Regions from separate parts of the Homo sapiens genome. Here region 2 is linked to region 1. A link is an interaction called in ENCODE POLR2A ChIA-PET data of the cell type or tissue named here. Cell type or tissue: PC-9. All regions are shown on one strand.

Evidence for each region. Peaks named below come from ENCODE experiments on the same cell type or tissue, not always from the same donor. Only the 100,000 strongest peaks of a DNase experiment are listed, where the experiment ranks them.
Region 2: POLR2A ChIA-PET joins it to region 1 with 5 read pairs; 3 of 35 experiments call an interaction of 5 or more read pairs at or near these places.

What each region holds. Positions count from the first base shown.
Region 1 is chr15:59,456,224-59,458,723 of GRCh38, forward strand. It overlaps FAM81A (family with sequence similarity 81 member A), which reads left to right. Exons shown (of 9, transcript NM_152450.3): 2 at 2,327-2,423. The coding sequence starts at 2,404. Among named protein-coding and RNA genes, the nearest start is that of FAM81A, 19 kb to the left of the region's middle. In PC-9, no CTCF peak of the experiment used is centred here; DNase peaks (open chromatin) are centred at 128 and 1,108; H3K27ac peaks cover 1,150 bases.
Region 2 is chr15:59,304,077-59,306,576 of GRCh38, forward strand. The region is part of intron 1 of MYO1E (myosin IE); the gene reads right to left. Among named protein-coding and RNA genes, the nearest start is that of MYO1E, 68 kb to the right of the region's middle. RefSeq lists a silencer at 141-317. In PC-9, no CTCF peak of the experiment used is centred here; DNase peaks (open chromatin) are centred at 165 and 1,545; H3K27ac peaks cover 2,500 bases.

The DNA of each region.
Region 1 (2,500 bases):
CGCACAGAGGTGTGATGGCAGGAGTGTGCAGGACATATCCAAGGACGGTGGTGGATGGGGTGGCGGGGGCGGGGGTTCCCGGTGACTGGAGCAGGTGATTGTGGTAGGGAGTGGCCAAATATGAGGGCGGAAGAACAGGTTAGGCAGGCCAGAGCATGTTCAGAAGAAAGGAAGTAGAGGTTGGAGTGTTGAAGAGAAGCTGTGGAACAATCTCTCCATCCCCTATTTTGGGAAAGCCTACTCATTCTCATCAGTTCTTCCTGACCTAGCTGCTACCCAGGAAAAATCGACCCCTCTCCTGTTTTCCCTCCCCATGTGCTTTTTTTCACAGGGTTAGCCACTTAACCCATTGTTTTTGTTTGTTTGTATTTGAGACAGAGTCTCCTCTATTGCCCAGGCTGGAGTGCAGTGGCGCTATCATGGCTCACTGTAGCCTCAGCCTCCCTGGGCTCAGGTGATCCTCCTGAGTAGCCTCCAGAGTAGCTTGGACTACAGGTGTGCATCAATACGCCTGGCTAATTTTTGTATTTTTTGTAGAGATGGGATTTCGCCATGTTGCCCAGCTGGCCTCGAAATTCTGGGCTTGAACTCCTGGGCTCAAGCAATCCTCCAACTTTGGCCTCCCAAAGTGCTGGGATTACAGGCATGAGCCACAACCCATTGTTTTCTGGTTGGTTTAGATGACTTCTGCTGAGGGAAGGGATTTTAGTTTTTCCTAGTTAGGTTACTTAATTACCTAATAGATGCCAAATACATGTTTCTTAAGTTAGGCTATTCTGTAGATTAATATCTCAACTGAGATGTCTTACAACTTTAAAACTGTAAAGATTCTATGATTCTAAATAACAGCATTTCCCACACTGGCCTGATTTTATTTACGGTAGTCCCCCCTTATCGATGGTTTCACTTTCCACATTATCCAAGGTCAACCATGGTCAAAAATATTAAATAAAAAATTCTAGAAATAAACAATTCATAAGTTTTAAATTGTGTGTTGTTCTGAAATAGTGTGATGAAATCTTGTGCGATCCTGCTCCCTCCTGCCCAGAACGGGAATCATCCTCTTGTCCAGCATATCCACACCATGTATACCTGGCCCTGTGAGTCACTTAATAGCCATCTCTGTTATCAGATTGACTGTTGGGGTATTGCAGTGCTTGTGACCAAGTAACCCTTATTTTACTTCATAATAGCCCCAAAGTGCAAGAGCACTGTGCCTAATTTATGAATTAAACTTAATCATGAGTATGTATGTGTAGAAAAGAATAGTATATATAGGCTTCGGTTTCAGGCATCCACTGGGGGTCTTGGAATGTACCCCTGACAGATGAGGGAGGGCTACTGTAGTCTATATGGCAGAAATGCTTCTCTTTGACACTGAAGAACTCTTTGGGCACCATAGCTTGTTTGGCATGAATGACTTTTTTTTCCTTAAATGTAATTTGTTTAAAGTTCTTTGTCTAAGAAAATGAAATGTGCACATTTTGAAACTCCAAAAATAAAACACTAGAGAGATGACGCCAAAACAGTGATTTCAATCAGAAATGCTTTCTGAATCCAGCATCTAAATGAGAATTAATTATGGAATCAGATCATAGTTAGTAGGCATTCATTATTTTAAGGCAATTGATAGCAGTATTGAGGAACCTAAATAATAAAGTATTTTAAACATCCTCTAGTGTTTTTCACATTTCTAATGAGTTGTGGGGACCAAATGTTCCTTATATGCAAGATGAAATATGAATGATTGTATCTTATTATAAAGTTTTCAAGTTCTAATGAGGAATATCTTTCTCACTCCCTTGGTGGATAGATATCTTCCCACAAATCAGATCACATTGATCATGTGCTGTTTTATTTGAGATTAATTTAGAAATAAGTGCTCTTCATTTACCATGGAATTAGTAGTAAAAGTTTTCTGAGATCAAATTTACTGAGGTAGTTTCCTGCAAAATTCTACAGAGAAGTATAAGATTGGATAAGCCTATTAAACACTCTAGTTTCTGTTAAAAGTGGTTTCTCAAGCTTGAGATGCAGATTTGGAGTGAGGAAACTTCAGGAAACTCCATTGTACAGTCCCTGTTGGTCTGTCTTGCAAGGCTTAGCAATATTAATTTCAGAAGAGCTTTGATTTTGCTTGATTGCTTTTCTTCTTATTTGGAAACATATGCTGTTTATTTCATGTATAAGATACAAAACATTTAATAATATAACTTATCAGTGTTTCAACATAATTTATGATCCACTTAGCAACTTAATAATAAGCTTTTGAGGTTAAGTTCTAGATATAAACTGTTAAATAATTTAGTGCTTATTTTTTCAACAGATGTGAATTATTAAAAAGAAAATGGCCCAACGGAGCACTGTATTTCCTTCTCGTGTCACCAAGGAAAGGTATAATATATGGAAAATATGCATCTAAGGTATACTTTTCCTTTCCACTCATCCCATGGGGGCTGCTAGTGGGTGTGATAGTTACAAATCAAAGCTTGGGCTGTTA
Region 2 (2,500 bases), 150 kb before region 1:
GGTTCAAGCGATTCTCCTGCGTTAGTCTCTCTAGTAGCTGGGATTACAGGCACACACCGCCACGCCTAGCTAATTTTTGTATTTTTAGTAGAGATGAGGTTTCACCATGTTGGTCAAGCTGGTCTCAAACTCCTGACCTCAGGTGAGTCATCTGCCTTGGCCTCCCACAGTGCTGCGATTACAGGCGTGAGCCACTGCGGCCCGCCTATTTTCTTTTTCTATATGAGAAAGGTGAAGGTCAGGTACGTGGCCAAGGTCACATATAAAGCAAAAGGCAGGGCTGGGTTCCTACGCTACTGTTTCAGTTGGCTTCTTTCCATCTCTTCACAAAACTGAGATGATGGTAACCTTGGATTAACTGGAGCTGAAATATGTGCTAGAATTTCCCTTTAGACCTCCAAAGCCCAGTGAAATTTTTATAGGTGCTACTAGAAAAAGGGGCTTTCTTCTAATTATTTAGGTATGACACAAAATAAATCATGTCATCTTTGCCTTCTTTTTCCTCATTTCAAATGGATGTTGCATCATGGATTCAGCATAACTTTTTTTTCAAGGGGGCTCTGCTGAAACTATGCTCTGTTGCATCCTTAGCCCGTGATCTGGTTAGGGCAGAAATGCCCGGGAATCAGGCTCTTGGTTCAAATTACCCTCCCTAGTACAGATCAAGCGGGACCTAAGACTGCAAAAGTATTTACTGTTGTCAATTAAGCTACAAAATAAGCTATTCATTGACCTTGGCTCAAATCAAATCCTAGAAAATGGAACTTGTCTTTACCCTGTCATAATCAAAATTATGGGTCCTACAGGAAACTTTTTTGTGTCTGTGCTCAGAAAAAAATATGAAGTGGCTTTGCTTTGTCTCTATTTACCATGGTTTCACCATGACCTTGTCCAAGGTCAGTGCTCTGTGAGTCGGCTTATGGCCAACAGGAAGACAACATGGCCGAGCTGTGAGCACCTGACCAGCGTCGAGCAACACTGTGAACGAGTGGTGTATAGCGTCCACTGTCACCAGTTCCTGGAGGTCAGGGCTTGCTTTTTTCTTTCTCAAACAACTGCCTCTAAGCAGCCTTCATATCTAGCAGAATGTCAAAGAAGATCATTCCACAATTTATTTATTATTTATTTATCTATCGAGATGGGGTTTCACTCTGTCGCCCAGGTTGGAGGGCAGTGGCATGATCTCAGCTCACTGCAACCTCTGCCTCCCGGGATCAAGCAATCCTCCCACCTCGGCCTTCTGAGTAGTTGGGACTACAAGCACACACCACCATGCCCGGCTAATTTTTTGTATTTTTAGTAGAGATGGAGTTTTGCCATGTTGCCCAGGCTGGTCTCGAACTCCTGAGCTCAAGTGATCCGCCCACCTCAGCCTCCCAAAGTGCTAGGATTACAGCCATGAGCCACCACGCCCAGCCTATTCCACAGTAACTTAAATGAAACTTCTACTTAGAGAAACGAAAAATACAGCCAGTATTAAACTGCCCCTTGAACTCCCCAGCAGATGAGATAAACCCTGAGTCACAACTTTCTTGCCTGACTTGTCTCTTCCTCTATTCAGATTTCCTCCCATCTGAACAACTGGCTCATGGACAGACAGAGGCTGACCTGTGGCAGCAATTGTGAGCTGTGCTTCCTTTCCTTGAGTTATAAAATCTCGGGCTTTTTATTGGACACACAGTTACCCAGAATAAAAAATTCATTCCCAGCCTACCATGTAGTTTAGATGTGGCCGTGTGACATAAGTGGAAGGGGTGTATTCAAGTTCTAGGACATTCAAAATTAGGAGGTCTTGATCAGAGCTTCACTGGGGGCCCATAAGGATGAGGACAGACCAAGGCCATACCCTAAGGATGGCAGAGCAGGAAAACCAGACAACTGCAGAGCTACACAGCAGCCTTGAACTCCCTCCATCCAGAATGTTAAGTGGGAGAGAAATAAACACATGCCACAGTAACAACCAATAAAACTCCCTCGTAATTACAGCTGCATATTCTCAGGTGGGCATTTTTCTATTTAAATGCGATAAAATTAAATTCAACCCCAGAAGTTTTTCTATGGCACCAGGTTTACACAAATCATTTGCAATTAAATCCCTTTGCAATATGTTAGTGCTCACTTCTCAGAATCCAAAATAAGGGAAAAAATCTGTTGTAGATTATTACATGTACATTATTATAGATTACCTGATTGTATATTTCTGTGCTCACTAATTGTTTTATGAGTATATTTATGGTCTTTTCCATTACATAGAATATTTCTAGTTTTCACCTTTTTGTCTTACTCTTTCTTTCTCAATAGCCTAGGGCACATTAATGAAAGCATAAAAGATACTGAACGAATATATGTTTTAATGAGCATTTAAAGACTCTATAATGTAATCATATTTTAACATTTCTCCTTCATTCACTCACTCCTCATCCTCGTCTGAGATACTCAGGTTGTGGATGGAGGAAAATATATGCCTCAGCTAAATGGCAAATTGCCATGGGGTTGCTCC